Regions from separate parts of the Mus musculus genome. Here region 1 is linked to region 2. A link is a loop called in an ENCODE intact Hi-C map of the cell type or tissue named here. Cell type or tissue: left cerebral cortex. All regions are shown on one strand. Links, peaks and the distances in the headings refer to the core of each region. The heading gives the core; the rest is flanking DNA. Region 1 overlaps Zfp106 (zinc finger protein 106). Region 2 overlaps Stard9 (START domain containing 9).

Region 1 (8,338 bases), core at 105-8,104, 130 kb after region 2:
GTTGTTTGATGATACTAATGTGTTAACTCTATTGTAAGTTTATTGTCTGTAAATGTATGTGCTATTATTAGACTTTAACATCTCAGCATATAAATGGACTTCTTTCTTGCCTGGTTCCTGTAATGTGTAATGGTTGTGTTTCATGGCAACAAAAAGAAGTCTTCACTTCAAAAGACCAATGTGCTTATATATCTGTTTTTAGCTTTTCAATCTTTGATGAGCAAGCTGCAATCCATATAACCACAGAGGTTAGGCATAGAGGAAGGGACTAGGTGTGAGGGATGACTCTCCCTAAGAAGAGGAAATAGAAGAGATAGCTGTGGTGGGCAGGAGGGGGTGGTAATAGGGAAGAGGATGAGGAGAGGAAGTAAGGGAGGGACAGCTAAAACTGAGGTCCTGTTTGATCGATTTGAGCGGTCATATAGAAAAGCCTGATAGAGTAGAAGCTTCCTAAAATATATACAAATATAAAGGGATCTATACTATGTGGTCAGTTTCAGCACTTCCATGAGGTGCTGAAAAAGGGATGTATTCTTTGGTGTTGGGATAGAATGCTCTATACATATCTTAGGTCATTTGTTTTATTGTATCATTTACCTCCAGCATTTCTGTGGTTTTTGTCCAGACGACCTGTCTGTTGGCAAGAGTTGGGTATTCTCCAGCATTTCTGTGGTTTTTGTCCAGACGACCTGTCTGTTGGCAAGAGTTGGGTATTGACGTCACTCAGTATCATTGTATGAGAGTCAATTCTTTTATGAACATAGGTGTCTTTATGTTTGATGTATAGATGTCTAGAATTTAGAATTGCAGTATCTTGTTGGGCCAGGTATGGAGACACACACCTTTATTCCCAGCACTCAGGAAGCAGAGGCAGGAGGATCTCTGAGTTTAAGACCTGTCTGGTCTACATAGGGAGTTCCAGGACAGACTTGGCTACATAGAGAAACCCTGTCTCAAAGAGGGAAAAAAAGTCTGTTCACCTTTTTCCTCTTTAATAAAATCCCTTTCTGTCCTGTTATCTGGCCTACTCAAACTTAATATTCATTCACATCTTTAGATCTATGTAAACGCTTTGTTCCATCTTGAATAACTGAGCCTCATGCTGACTCTATGTTGCTCTATAGGTTCCTTTTCTCTTGTAAATAACATCTTGACCACCCTAACTCATTTTATTTAGAGATCCTCATATCGATAAAGGTTCCTTCATGTTATGTCCAGCCATAACAAGTTTTATATAATTTGCTAGCTCATAACAAATAAGTTGCATTAAAAATGAGACAATTTTTGAAGAACCCCATAAAGTCTCAAACATACTTCATTGACGTGTAGCCTTAATTTAAGGATAGTCATAACTAGTTTGTGCCTTAGAGACAACTCAATCCTTATCCCGTTCCCCTTAGCCTCAATAGGTGATCATTTCTTCTGGATTTCATACTTAATTACTGTGCTTATTGTTTACTTTTGAGTTATGATCTTGTAAATATAAAATAGTTCATTGATTTTTTGCCTTTTCATTTTTTGAGAAATGATTTCTCTGTGTAGCCCTGACTGTTCTGGAACTCACTCTGTAGACCAGGCTGGCTTTTAACTCACAGAGATCCACCTGCCTCTGCCTCCTGAGTCTTAGGATTAAAGGTGTGTACCACCATGCCTGGCTACGTAAGTTTTTATATTCCGTTTTAAAGGCAAACTTGACCATATTGGTAAGTTTTGTGTGGTTTCTAATATGGGCATAGGGAAGATGTGTGATATGAGCAGTTACTTCAGATAGATGCTATCAAAGACTCATGCCTTTATTTATCGAGCAGCTGTTGTAGTTTTAGTTAGAGCAGGCTTAATAAAGAAAGGCTTATGCATAGAGTATCTTAAGACTGCCTTTTGTACATGAGGGGAAATTGCGTGGTGACAGGATGGAGCTAATTTGGGCCCTTCAAACACCCTGAGGAAAATTATTGCCTTTATTAGTTATGACACAAAGGCAGTACATTTTATCCATAATTATATGTTTATACAAAGTATGTAAGCCAATTATTAATGAAAAATTCAAAAGAGGTATATTGATGGCTTGAACATATATTTTTCTTTCATAAATAAAGTCATAATAATCTATATTGAAAAAATTAAACATTGTACAAAAGTCCCAATAGAACTGGTGTGGCCACATCCAATGCTGTGTCTTATACAATAAGTAGAAACGTAGATGAAAACAATGTGATTTCTAACTAAAGACAGTTGGCTTGGATCTCAGCTGCAGTGTATGTGCGGTATTTGTCGTATAGTCTCTAGAGTCTTCTGGCGCTGCCCGTTGTGAGCAGATTCCTATTTATATTATAAACTTTCTGTGTTGCTGTGAGATATTTGCTTGCTATTACAAGAGAATGAGCTAGCATCAATTTAGATGTTTCAAAGAACTTTATTTAAAGAAATTTATTAGAAATGAGCTAGCATCAATTTAGTTGTTTCAAAGAACTTTATTCTTAAGAAGCTGTTTGTTTGTGACAGGGTCTCACTTCTGTAGTCCTGGCTGGCCTGGAACTCACTGAATAGACCAGGCTGACCTAAAACTCACAAAGATCCACCTGCCTCTACTTCCACATTCTTTTCTTTTCTTTTCTTTTCTTTTCTTTTCTTTTCTTTTCTTTTCTTTTCTCTTTTCTTTCCTTTTCTTTTCTCTTTTTCTTTTCTTTTCCTTTCTCTTCCTTCCTTCCTTCCTTCCTTCCTTCCTTCCTTCCTTCCTTCCTTCCTTCCTCTCTCTCTCTCTCTCTCTCTCTCTCTCTCTCTTTCTTTCTTTCTTTCTTTTTTTTTTTTTTTTTTTTTTCCAAGACAGGGTTTCGCTGTGTAGCCCTGGCTGTCCAGGAACTCACTCTGTAGACCAGGCTGTCCTCGAACTCAGAAACCCGCCTGCCTCTGCCTCCCAAGTGCTGGGATCAAAGGCGTGCGCCACCATTTCCCAGCTTCTACATTCCTTTAATCTTTAAACATATCTTTAAATATATAGACGTGGTTAGAAAATAATGCATTAAAATATTATAGGATAGTATGGAATTAGAACATTGATTTTTGGGTAACCCATTGATATTTTTAGGGAACCTGGTCAGAGTTCTTCATTTTAAAATTTTTAAATGAAAGCATTTGTGCTACAAAGTTTAAAAAAAAAAGTGTAAGATTTCTACATTTTTCCATTTTCAGAGACTCTTTCAAAATAAGAAACAGTATTGGGTGTGGGTGTGTGCCCAAAGTTGCTACTGCTTTTGCTCTTCCAAGCTCCCCCTCCCCCTTTCATTTTTGAGACAGGGTCTCCCTTTGTGGCCCTGGCTGGTCTACAACTTGGTATATAGATGGACTAGGCTGACTTTGAACCCACAGAGGTCTGCTTGTCAGTCCCTTAATAATGCTGTTTCTGTTTCCTTTATTGGGGGTTGGGTTACTTTTTGATTTTTGTTTTTCAAGACAGGGTTTCTTTGTGTAGCCCTGGAACTTGCTTTTTGAACCAGGCTGGCCTTGAACTCACAGAGATCCATTGGTCTCTGCCTCTGCCTCCCAAGTGCTGCAGGGTTAGGGTTAGTGACTGCAGCCACTGCCGTCTCCTCTTGCTTCTTCTACTTTTTAATTATATTTTTTATTAGATATTTTCTTTATTTACATTTCAATTGTTATCCCCTTCCCTAATTTCCTCTCCGAAAAATCCCCTATCCCCTCCACCCTCCCCTTGCTTCCCAACCCACCCACTCCTGCTTCCTGTCCCAGGCATTCCCCTATACTAGGGCCTAGAACCTTCACAGGACCAAGGGCCTCTCCTCCCATTGATGACCGACTAGGCCATCCTCTGCTACATATGCAGCTAGAGCCATGAGTCCCACCATGTGTTTTCTTTGGTTGGTGGTTTAGTCCCAGGGAACTCTGGGGGTACTGGTTAGTTCATATTGTTGTTCCTCCTGTTTGCTTCTACTTAGTGCAATGCTGCAGATCAAACCTATTGCCTTATGCCCTGCACTCCCAATGCTACCTACCATTTCCTGTCCAACTGCATTGCATTTTGTTCCCTGCGATTTATTTTTTTGTATGTTAGTGTATTTATGTAGTAAATGCATACCATGTGAGAACCAGTGTCCACAGAGGTCAGAAATGGGTGTCAGATCCCATGGCCCTCAGAAATTCTCTGAGACAAGGAAAAATGTTCTTAACTACTGAGCCATCTTTCTAGCCCTCATGATTGTATTTTAAGATGTATCAGGCATTGTTTGAGTTTTTATAGTTTGTAACTAAGTAACATAGTGTTTTGCTTGGCATTTAGTAATTGTTGGTAAAGTGTTTGTTTTGCTTTGCTTTAAATGGGCATTCAAGTGATTTGTAACAGAAAGTGTCTTCTAGTAAATGAAGTGCTCAGTTTCAAGGACTTCTGTTAATTCATGTCAATTCTGCTTATTTTGATTGAGTTTGGTTAAAACTGGGGGTTGGGGGAGGTGACTGAGTGTGTTTCATAGCATGTGTCTGGAGATTTATATAGGCAGACAGATGTAGATACCCACATTGGTGTGGGAATCACAGAAATATCACTACTATAAACCCATAGCACAAGCACTTAGACTAAGTTTGAATTATTGGACAGCCACAGTTGCACGCTTCTCATTATTGTTGCACAGACAGATGACGTAATCAGGGGATTGAAAGAACTTAGAAACAGTTAAATTATTGATCTGCTACATATTAAAGAGGATTTAAGATTTTGATTCTTAAAACTGGCCAAACACAGTTGGAAAAATAGATAGCTCAGCAGTTAAGAGCACTGACCGCTCTTCCAGAGGTCCTGAGTTCAATTCCCAGCAACCACATGGTGGCTCACAACCATCTGTAATGGGATCCAATGCCCTCTCCTGGTGTGTCTGAAGACAGCTGCAGTGTATGTGTATATATATAAAAGAAATCTTTAAAAGACTGGCCAAAGAGGAGATTTTGCTATTGAGTCAAGTAGAAGAAAAAGTAGACAGAAGCAAGCCAGTCATCACCAGTTTAGGTAAAAGCCAATTTTGTGTGTATCTGGACTGCATCATTTTCTGAAACTGGAGAGAAAACATTTGCCTAACAGCTGCTAACTTCCTACATTTGACATGGTTTCAATTCCCTTTAAATAAGCCTGCTGAAGCAGTGTGTCACATGTATCATCCAGACTAAGAACATTTGCTACTACTGTCTCTTGCCAGGGTCCGGACTCTTCACATTCCAGGCAGAGTGCCAGCTGTTTAATTTTTAGTTACCAAGCTGAGATTGGCTGTTCCCCCTCCTCTTTGCTCCACCCCCAACTTTCACTGGAAGAGCACTTTAGAGCTGGAGATTAAATGGATGTGCTGTCACCAGGCTTTCTGAGTGCAGCTGCCATCATGGGTGTGCCCCAGAGCAGCTTGTCTTTGCTCTGAGCCCCCTGCCCTGCCTCCCCTTTCACCATGTTTCCTTCGGCAAGATTTTAAGTACAGCAATTCAAGAAGATTTCTCCTAAAGCCTATTAATTTGAAGTGTTTTACCTCTTGATTGCTGGAAAAGAATCTTAAATTTATTCCAAAGTAATTTATAAGCAAATATACTAACAGTGGTGAGAGGAGCACCGACTTGATTCCCTCTAACCTTCCACTGTGGCCATCTGCATACAGAGTCTTTCAGAGGCAACTAGCAATCTGGTGAGTGTGCCATGCCAGTGGGGAGCATTGAATGTCCTTCATCTCCCTCTTTCCCTAGGGACATTAGTCATGAGTGCCGAGTGTGCCGGGTCACAGAAGTGGGTCTCTCTGCATATGCAAAGCACATTTCTGGCCAGTTGCACAAAGATAATGTTGATGCCCAGGAAAGAGAAGATGATGGAAAGGAAGAGGAAGAGGAAGAGTATTTTGATAAGGAACTTGTTCAGTTAATACAAGAAAGAAAAGAACAAAGTCGGTAAGTTGGTTTGTTTTTAGTTTTGCTTTTTGAGATAGAATTAGATGTAGACAACTTCTCTGTCCTGAGGATGAGCCTCTAGAGCTTTGTGCAGCAAAGAGTACACTCTACTAAGTAAGCCTAAGCTACACTCAGCCTTGTGATTTGACATTGAAAGATAAGTAAGCCTGACTTTAAGACCCTTAAAGCTTAATCTTATTTTAAATATTAAGTTTTGTTTGAGTTTGCTATCTGAGGACTAAGGACTATGAAGTGCTTTTTTGAACTGTTATATTATCTGTCTTTAAACTCAGTCTTGTTTTTAGTCCTGAAAACTATGGTCTTGGTTACTGTGTCTTGAACTGTTCTTATTATCCAATTTTTCTATGAGAAAGCCGTAGAGTATAAGTAAAATGAATAGACATTTCATCTTTTATCATTTGTATTATTATATTTTTTGTTGCCCAAATAATATCTCTTAGGGGAAAGGATGACCTCTTATAAATTAGCATGGTGCTTTTCTTAAATCTGAATTTTACCTTTGGCATCCTAACAACTATACAGTGCCTGGTTCACTCTAGATGTAATATTAATATTACATTATATTAAAACATTAATATTTTAAGTTTGACAATAGCAAGACTATTTGAACAATATATGTTCCCTAATTGTTTTTCCTAATTTTGTATATCTGTGTTTATGTATTTATGTGTTAGGCATTTATGGTTTTACTTACCTGATTTTATAGCCTGAAGTTTTTTGTTTGTTTGTTTTTAATTGAGCCAGGCAGTCATGTAGCCATAGCAAGTTTTCAGTTTGCTCATAGCGAAAGATGATTCTGAATTTCTGTGTCTGTCTCCCTAGGTGGTGGGATTATAGGTGTGTGCTACGACTTATTTATTAATGTGACAGAGAATAGGAGAGAACAATTAATGAAGTCCACAAGTGTTAAAGTCCTTCTATGTGATGAGGAAACTTCCAACTCTAAATTTTAATGATTCTTCTTGAATATTATTTATACATACTCTGACCTGCTTTTTGTTAGAGATTTAAATATAGGTAGGAAATATGTAGTTTTACCCTAGATATTAACATTTTAAAAGTAAGTCCTTGAAAAAGACTTTCTTAGTCTTAAGATGCCCATAGCACCATGATTGTTGACCCCTTGGGCTGTGCGGTCCTTCAGATACTATTCTCATGACCTCAGTGCAGCTGGTGGAGCCTGCGCTTCTGTTTTAGGAAGTTAAATGGGTAGGACACTAATTTTTGTTTCTTTCATACACAACAAAACTATTATAGCTAAGCTATGTAAATGATCAACCATTATCAAAGGCTATGATTAGACACTGATATGCTTATTCTTTGAGTCTTATATGCCCCTGTAATGACATAATTATATGAAATCACCCACTTACTTTTATTGATTGATTGACTGACTGCTGCAGGGTCTCTTTAGATAGTCAACTCACATTCTTCTTAGCCCTGTTGCAAGTACTGAGCTTACAGGCAAGTGTTACCATGCCAGAGAGATGAATTTTTAATTCTTTTTTTTTTTTTTTTTTTAAAGATTTATTTATTTATTATATGTAAGTACACTGTAGCTGTCTTCAGACACTCCAGAAGAGGGCGTCAGATCTTGTTACAGATGGTTGTGAGCCACCATGTGGTTGCTGGGATTTGAACTGCGGACCTTCGGAAGAGCAGTCGGGTGCTCTTATCCACTGAGCCATCTCACCAGCCCCGAATTTTTAATTCTATATTGTGAAAAAGGAGCTAATTTATGTCCAGAATACTACAGGCATAAGGCCATTTAAGAGCCATCAAGATGGTTCTGTGGGTAGAGGAAATGCAGCCAAGTACTCTGCTCTCTTTTTTTTTTTTTTTTTTAAAGATTTATTTATTTATTATATGTAAATACACTGTAGCTGTCTTCAGACACTCCAGAAGAGGGAGTCAGATCTTGTTACAGATGGTTGTGAGCCACCATGTGGTTGCTGGGATTTGAACTCTGGACCTTCGGAAGAGCAGTCGGGTGCTCTTACCCACTGAGCCATCTCACCAGCCCAGTACTCTGCTCTCTTGATTGCACACATACACTATGGCATGCACATGTGCACACACAATCAGTTTTCTTTTAAAGGCTAATTAATTAAGGTCAGTTTTTAAGATGGTAGTCAATGTGTTTTGTTTGTTGAAGCAGTGTCTTGCTATGAAACCTTGGCTGGCCTGGTGCTCACAGCATAGACCAGGCTGACCTCAAACTCTGAGATGCTCCTACTTCTGCCTCTCAGTGCTGTAAGAGGTGTGTTATCACCACGCCAGCCTAAGGTGTTGCTTTGTATGTGTGTAGGTGTATGTGTGTCTATGCACCACACTCATGCCTGCTGTCCATGGAGGCCAGAAGAGGTGTCAGGTCCCCTGGAACAGGAGT
Region 2 (8,338 bases), core at 129-8,128:
GGTCATATGATTAGGTATTATCTAACGTTTAAAGAAACTACTGGTCTTTTCTAAAGTTGTGCCATTTTATACATATAGTACAGGATTATAGAACTCTAGCCTTGTCAATATGTAATGTAAAAACTCTTTAAAATTTTATCCATGGTAGTCATACAATGGTGGAGCAAGCCTTTAATCCCAGCACTCAATAAGCAAGAGCAGAGGCAGGCAGATCTCTAAATTCAAGGCCAGCCTGGTCTACAGAGTGAGTTCCAGGACAGCCAGGGAACTGTCTCAAAATACCCAAACAAAAAATAACAAAACATTATTCATGGTCAAAGGTAGGTTTTAACTTGTTTTTCTTTAATTACTAGTGATGTTGAACATTTTTCTCAAGTACTTAACTGCTCACTCTCTCTATCACAGAATAGTATCAAGCTTGCAATTTTTCTGCCTCAGCTTCCCAAGTGCTAGAATTAAAGTCCAGCACCACAATGGGGTCGGTTTCCTTGAAACAAAATTTCATGTAGCCCAGGCTGACCTTGAATTTCTGAACTTCTTCCCTGTGCCTCTCAAGTCCTGAGATAATAAGCAAAGGCTACAATCTCATTATTTTGTTTTTCTGTTTTAATTGTTTAGATACAGACCTTAGCCCAGGCTGGCCTTGAATTTGGTTTTTGTTGTTTGTTTGTTTGTTTGTTTGTTTGTTTTGGGGGGCAGGGTTTCTCTGTATAGCCCTGGCTGTCCTGGACTAGCTTTGTAGACCAGGGCTCAAATTTACAGAGATCCACCTGTCTCTCCCTCCTAAATGCTGGATTAAAGGTGTGTGCCAACTTGCCCGGTGGCCTTGAACTTGTTATAGCCCAGACTGATTTTGAATTCCTGATCTTCCTGCTTGTACTTCCCAAGTACTTCCATGTTTTGATTCAATTAGACTTCTAGTCTCTGCTGACTGAACTTCATGTCAGCAGGGAAATGCATTAAAAGATCAGGATACTTCAGTATTCACTAGCCACAGTGCTCATTTGTGCTTCCTCTATAAATATGTACAGGCTCAGTCAAATCAGGACTATGTGAGTGATTTTGATCTATTTAGTCTTATTTTTTTAAAGATTTTTTTATTTTTAATTTGTGTGGAGGGGGTATGCTCACATTAGTGCTAGTGCCCAAGGAGGAAGCTGGACCCCCTGAAATTGCATGTGGTTGTGAGCTGTCTGACATGAACAATGGGAGCAGAGTTATTATTAAACCTACTACACCTGTATCACCTCTCAGAATTCCCTGTTAAGTCCCCAGTCTGGCAGTTCATGACTTAAATGAAAAGGATCCACATTGAAAGCTAAGGAAATCACCGATCTGCTTGTCCCTGGCTCCCGCAAGGTACTCATTATAACTAACCTCACAAAATCAAGTGAGCCACTCTGAAGGCTGCAATGGCTATTGCTAACCCTCAGGCCTTACCTTCTACAATGAACTTCCTCACTGGAGCATCCAGAGATGAGCTTGGGCATGGGAGAAGCCAAGTCAAGAATACCATATATCTGTGCTGTTTTTCCTCGCCATCCTGTACATCCTGGGTGTGTACTTTGCCGTATGCCTCTAGTCTCTCGGAATTCAGAAATAGTTTTCTCCTGTTTTACACTTGTCTTTGGAAGCTGCACCTGTCAATCTTCTCACTCCATCATATGGGAAGTGAAATTTATGCTTTCTTCATTTTAATATGTGCTTTCATTTCAACCTTGACTTTCATTTTAGACAAGCCCATACTGATCTAATAAGTGTGGAAATATTCTGAACTGTCCTGAGCAGAAGATAAGCAGAAGATATTAAAGAAGCCAATGGTATTAGAGAATGTGTAAGGATAAAGGGAGGAGGGAAACAAGGCAAAAGGTATGCGAGAAAGGAACCACAAGGCACAAGAAGAGAAAGAAACCCTCCAGTAGGGAGGAGCAACCAACCTGTGTGCAGTGGATAGTGAAGATGGCATGGGATCTGCTGCTGGCCTCGTGAACATGGGTGGCTGCTGTGATCCTGGAGACACAAGGCAAGACAGTTACTGCAAGGACCATGTAAGTCACCATGGTGGGACTGTGGTCAGTGAGATGGTTTAGTGAGTGAAGGTCCCCGCTGCCAGGCCTGACAATCTGAATTCAACCCCCAGCAACCACATGGCAGCTCACAACCATCTGTAACTCCAGCTCCAGGGAACTGACATCTACTTCTGGCTTCTGTGGGCATAGCACACACGTGGTACACATACATTCAGGCAAGACAATCATACATATAAAAATAAATTTCAAAAAAGTGGTCCAAAGAAGGCAGAAGCCAGCCCAGCATCGATGTAAAAAGCTAGGCATAGTGGCACAGGTCTGTGACCCCAATGCTGGGAGGTAGAGGCAGGAGGATCTCAGAGGGGCTTACTAAGCAGCTCTGGTCTAGCCAATCAGTGAGCTCCAAATTCAGTAAGAGACCCTGCCTCAAAAGTAAGGTGGGAGGCAATAGAGAAAGACACTTGACATTGAGTCTATATACACACACACACAAATACACAAAGAAGTAAATAACTATTTTAAAAAACCAACACCAGCACACATATAGAAAAAAACAAGTGTGCGTAGTAAGTACGCTGCAGAAGCCTCGCAGACAGCTAAGCTATAAAGCAGAGAATTCACCCAACAGTGTCAGAAAGCCTTTTGAATTTGGATCTTGAATTACACTGAAGCCATGTTTAAATGTGGAACTCACAGCGGATCTTAGAAATCCATTCCAGTGTTAAACCCTAAAGCTACCGAGTCTCTCCTTACCTAAATCTAGATCAATGATTCCTCTAGTTAAAACTATCTCAGACTATATTTCACTGACTTCTAAGGATTTAGAGGACAGAAAAGGCTAAAAGTCTATGAGGTGTTCCTATACTCAAGGATGCAGAGGGCTAAATGAACCTAACTCTTATATTTATCCCGTTTGTTCATTTGTTGGCACTTCGGATTAACCGAGGGCGCATGCTAGGCAGCCATGCTACCACTGAGTCACATTCCAGTTCCCGTTCCCTCACGTAGCCCAGGGTAGCCTCAAGTATGTGGCTGAGATGGGCTTTGAACTTCTTATTTCCATCTCTGAATGCTGGATTACAGCTGTGAATCATCACATCTGTTTTCCACAGTGCTGGACTCATACTGAACTACACACCAGCTCCTCACACTCCTTTTTATTTTTTCAAAAAAAATTTTTTTAGATTTAGATTTGTCTATTTTACATGTATGAATGCATGTATATATGTACCATATATATATGCAGAGGGCTAAATGTATATATGTATATATGTATATATAAATATATATATACATACATACTTAGTACCTGAAAAGATCAAAAGAGGTTTCATATGCTGCCCTGGAAGTGGAAGGTACAGACTGCTGTTAGCCTTCACTGGGTGCTGAAAATTGAACCTTGGTCCTTAAACATATTATGCAACCTAGGCAGGTCTCAAACTGAATCATCCTGCTTCAGCCTCTCCCACTGTTGGCATCACAGGCATGTATGTATCATCATGCCCACCTGCATCTTAACTCTTGTTGTTTTGTTTTTTAATTTTTGTTTTGTTTTTTTGAGAGCAGGACTCTATTATCATCATCTTCTTCTTCCTCTCCTCCTCCTCCTCCTCCTCCTCCTCCTCTTCCCCCTCCCCTGGAACTGAGTACTAAACCCAAGTGCTCTCCCACTGAGCTAGGTCCTCAACCTCCAAGGTGTCTCTGTATAGCCTTGGCTGCCCTGGAACTAGCTATGTAGACCAGGCTGACCTCAAACTCACAAAGGTCCACCTGGTATGTACCAACACAACCAGCTTGAATCATAACTCTTAATAATTCAAGAGCTCAGCTTATCCTGAAGACCAGGCAAAACTTTCTTCTAAGAAAGTTCCATGAAATTCTGGGACTAGAATGTTAAATTTAAGTTATTTCCTTTGTCTTTCAGCTAAAGGGCCTAGTAGTAACAGGATAAATAACAGGATAAACATCTCTTCCCAGGGAAAACAGCTTCCCTAGATGGCACTTATTAGTAATATTTTAAGTCCTCACAGTAGTTGAAAACATGAGATGCTATCACACTGCAGAGTAGTGTTAGGAGCATGTAAGTTAATCTCTTAGTTTCATGTGCCTATAACCTCACAAGTTTGGAAAACTACAAGAAAAAATGGTTTTATGAATCATTTTATCCTATATTCATTTTTGCCAAGCTGAGAAGACAGTTCTACCCAATATTATCATGTCCAGAACAAACTCTATTTCCTTTGTAGTGCGAAGAGCAGTAACTTAACCATGTTCTTGATCTGAGAAGACCTGGCTGTACACTGCAGAGAAGTGCAGAGAGATCACTACAAAGGTGGCCCCCGAACTCTCCTTTGGCCATGCTTTCCAAAGGACAGGAAAACACAGGATTGCAAAAGCAGGCTGCAGAAACACCCCACCCAACAAACGTCTTACCTGTTTGCTATCCCTGCCTCCAGGAGCTGGATAACCTGCTGATAGTTGGTAACAACATGCTGAGACAGACCTTGTGGAGGGAGAAAAGAAATCACATGAAACTTCTGGTAAACTAACTTTTCCTGTGGCTTCTGACATTCTTCTTACAACACTTACCTATTATTTCCTATATGAGTTTAAATGCAGGCCCACCATATTGCACATGTGCAGTCAGAGGACAATTACAGGAGTCATTTTTCTCCCTCCACAGGGAGGATCTAGGCATGGAACTTAGGTCATCAGGTTTGAGGGCAAAAGCCTCTAGACCCAATGAGCCATCTTTCCAGCTCTAATTATTTTTTAATTTTTAATTTACTTATCATTCTTATATCATATCACTTGATAAGCTAGAATGAGGAATCCTGACTAAGATTACTCAGGTAAAAATTAATAAATATGTATGGAAACCTCTCATCAAGTGACCGGCGTATTTCCACAAAGATTATAGTTTAGAATTCATGCAGTGGCCATGCTTACAACAACAACAAAAAACTCCTTACAGCTTTACTACAGAAGTTAGAAGAAATCTCATTCTCATATTATTGTTGGGCCTCACAAAATTCCTGATAGGAAAGTGGTATTTTACCCACAAGGTGGCAGACTCAGCTTAGCATACAAAATACATAGTAAATATGTTTCTCTTCTTTCACAGTTTACAACATAAAATTGCATGATATGACACATTATAGACAAACGCTACAGAAATAGAAATGTTGCTACAAACATGCCAAGCAAATCAGAGCAGTGGTCAGGGTGGGCTCTGTGGGTGAAGCAAGGCTACGACAAGCCACTACAGAATGAGAAGGCTTCAGACAGGTGGAAGTGAGCCTACTGACACAAAGAAAATCCTTATGGCAAAGCCACCTACAGCACTTACCAGTGCTAGAGAACCTCTGCTGAGCATCAGAGCCCCAGGGACAAGACAGTGCCATAGGTCTACTGCTAAATAAATGTATAGTAAAACCTGACAAACAGACCTGAATAGTGACTAAACTGCAGGTAGTAGCTGCAATCAATTTTCTGAGCAATTTTCCAGAAATCAAGGGACAAGGGTTACAGTTCACAGCAAACCCAAATTGCCCACCCCCTCAATTTTTGTTTGTTTTATTTTTTGAAATAGGGTCTCAACTCTAGCCCAGGATGCCCTTGGACTCAAGAAAATCCCTTTCCCCCAGCCTCCTGAGTGCAGAGATTATATATAATGCCTGCTTAGACATCAGTCCTTATAGAAAGAAACCCAAAGGACTACAAGACAAGAGGGAGTTGGGGTAGAAGTAAATAAGCCTTCCCAAAGTCTGCCACTGAGCTTCTCGTGCCTTCTACTGGGTCCTAACTTACTTCTTAGACCCTAGTGCTCAAAGGGACTTAGAAGAAGAAAGGAAGACCAATTCCTAAGAGCAGCTTTACAAATACTGACTGCCACAAAACTCACTAGCAATTCAAACATACATGTAAACCTGGGAATATAAATGAAAGATCCCCAAGGAAGATGAGGGCACTGGAATTACCAGGCAGATTTTAAAGCCATGCTGGCTGGTATTTTCAAGGACTTATCAGACAAGACAGCAAAATGCCAGTGGAAACTGGAAAGTCAAGTGGAGGTAGGCTGAGGTCTCCTGGCTGTGTCTGAAGAGGAGGGAGGGCAGAGAGAAACAGGAAGAAAAGGAGAGAGAGCGAGCAGCAGGGAATGGTTTGAAATGTGGAGTCTGAGCACTGATGTATCTATTTGACAGTATTGTTTTACATGGAAAATAAAATTAAAAGGGGCATTTTTATGAGTCCAGGCTGCCGGGGGGAAGAAACACTTGGTAGCAGAGTCAGAGAATGCCGCTGACCATCTATCAGCCATGCCTGTTCAGGAGAGTTCTTATGTCTCTCCTCATCAGGATTTAAGTTAGCAGACACTGTGAGGAATGAGTTACAGGCCCCAGACCTTAGCATAACTGACACCATGCTAGAAGTACAGAGGCACCGCTCGGACTAAGAGCCTAGCGTGTAGACCTTAACACCTGCCAAAACGAGAACAAAGGCCTAATCCACGCAAGTCCAGAGTTCCAAGAAAGTCACTAAACATACTATCCTTCTGTTTTGGCTTCTGGAGTTCCTCTTCTTGGCTGACTGTTCTTGCTAAGGTGTGTTAAACCAAGATGTGGAGGCTTTGTTTGTTTGTTTGTCTTTCTGTGCTTAAAAGCTCACCCTGACAGCTGGAGAGATGGTTCAGAGATTAAGAGCACTGGCTGCTCCTCTAGACATCCTGAGTTCAATTCCCAGCAACAATGTGACAGCTCACATACATGCAGACAGAGCACTACATACATAATAATTAAATCTTTGCTTAGTCAGCATCAATTGTTACCTGTCAGATCTGTCAGAAGAGCTTCTCTTGACCACACACAGAGGTTCAGTTGCCTACATGTCCCAGGAGTCTTTTTTTTTTTTTTTACAGTTTATTCTTTTTGGTTTTTTAATACACGATTTCTCTATGTAGATGTCCTAGAACTTACTCTGTAGACTGGCTGACCTCGAACTCACAGAAATCCACCTGCTAAGATTACAGGGGTCTTTCCTCCTCCTCCTCCTCCTCCTCCTCCTCTTCCTCTTTTTGGTGTTTTGAGACAAGGGTTTCTCTGTGTAACCCGGTTGTCTCCGCTCTCCTGGAACTTGCTCTATTGAGCAGATTGGCTTCACCTGCCTCTGCCTCCCAAGTGCTGGGACTAAAGGTTATATACCACCATGCCTGGCTTCAGGGGTCTTCTCAATAGCTGTATCTAGCTACTTTATAAACCTTTGTCACAACGTGCAATTGTTTGCCTCATGACACTTTCAGCAGAATTTAAGCTTGCCTGTGAAGCTTGCCATGTCATGTCAGCAATGTCCAGCACAGTAGCCAGCACACAGAAAACCTTCACTTCACATGCTGAGAAAGTTATCAAACATTAGGAGAACTTCCTAAACTTCAGGGGGCTCTCCAATTCCCACGATCACAGAAGCTCACCTTGGACGTAGGGTCCCATCTCTGGGTGCTCCCTGACCCTTAAGGTATAGGACTTATTTTGATTGGATTGTTTCAAAAGATCTCTCACCCGTTCGTTGTAGATTTCTAGGAAGCTAAAGACACAAAAAAAGGCATGGCCATTAGATTCTGTAGAAAAAGGAAAAATACTAAACTGAGAACCACAAGGTTTCCTGTTCTGGCTCTGATAACCTTAAGACTTCAACCAAGCCAGGGCATCAGTCATGAATGCTGGAAATAAAACAACCCTTTGCAAAAGCGGTATATGTGCTTGTGGTAATTTGAATGAGAAATGCTTACAGTCTCAGGCATTTAAATGCTTGGCCCCTAATTCACCAACTAGGCACTATTTGGGGGAGGTGAGGGAGGTTGTGGTGCTTTGAATGAGAATGGTTCCCATACACCACAGGCTCATAACTTAAACGCCTCATCTCAAGGTCCACTACTAAGCCAACAGAGGAAATTAAATGTGAAGGTCCCACCCTTGGCCTTGCTGTCAGCTGGACAACTCTAATCTGTTCTACACATCAAGACTGTGAACAAGATGTTATACTGTCTAGAGATCTATTTCATTTTTAACTAAACCAATAATGATTACATATAACAGGAAGGGAAGAGAGGAGGTGAGAAAGGAAGGAGAATACAAGGTTTAAAGAAAAACTAATAAAGTCAGGCAGTGGTGGTGCACACCTTGAATCCCAGTACTCAGGAGGCAGAAAGTGTGCTGATGTCTGTGAGTTTGAGGCTAGCCTGGTCTACAGAGTTAGTCCTATGACAGTCGGGATATGCAGAGAAACTGTCTCAGAAAAGAAAGAAAAAAAGG

Evidence for each region. A loop is a pair of places that touch in the nucleus more often than their neighbours do. Peaks named below come from ENCODE experiments on the same cell type or tissue, not always from the same donor. Only the 100,000 strongest peaks of a DNase experiment are listed, where the experiment ranks them.
Region 1: a loop joins it to region 2, with 2.9 times the contacts of the local background. A loop is called at or near these places in 5 of 42 quality-filtered maps.

What each region holds. Positions count from the first base shown.
Region 1 is chr2:120,536,885-120,545,222 of GRCm38, reverse strand. Zfp106 (zinc finger protein 106) reads left to right here. Exons shown (of 22, transcript NM_011743.3): 4 at 5,731-5,928. Among named protein-coding and RNA genes, the nearest start is that of Zfp106, 23 kb to the left of the region's middle. In left cerebral cortex, for the core only: a CTCF peak has its summit at 4,882 (motif pointing left); DNase peaks (open chromatin) are centred at 4,521 and 5,209; H3K27ac peaks cover 988 bases.
Region 2 is chr2:120,667,275-120,675,612 of GRCm38, reverse strand. Stard9 (START domain containing 9) reads right to left here. Exons shown (of 33, transcript NM_001370940.1): 7 at 7,498-7,610; 8 at 4,464-4,533; 9 at 1,938-2,010. Among named protein-coding and RNA genes, the nearest start is that of Stard9, 42 kb to the right of the region's middle. In left cerebral cortex, for the core only: a CTCF peak has its summit at 5,101 (motif pointing right); a DNase peak (open chromatin) is centred at 5,139.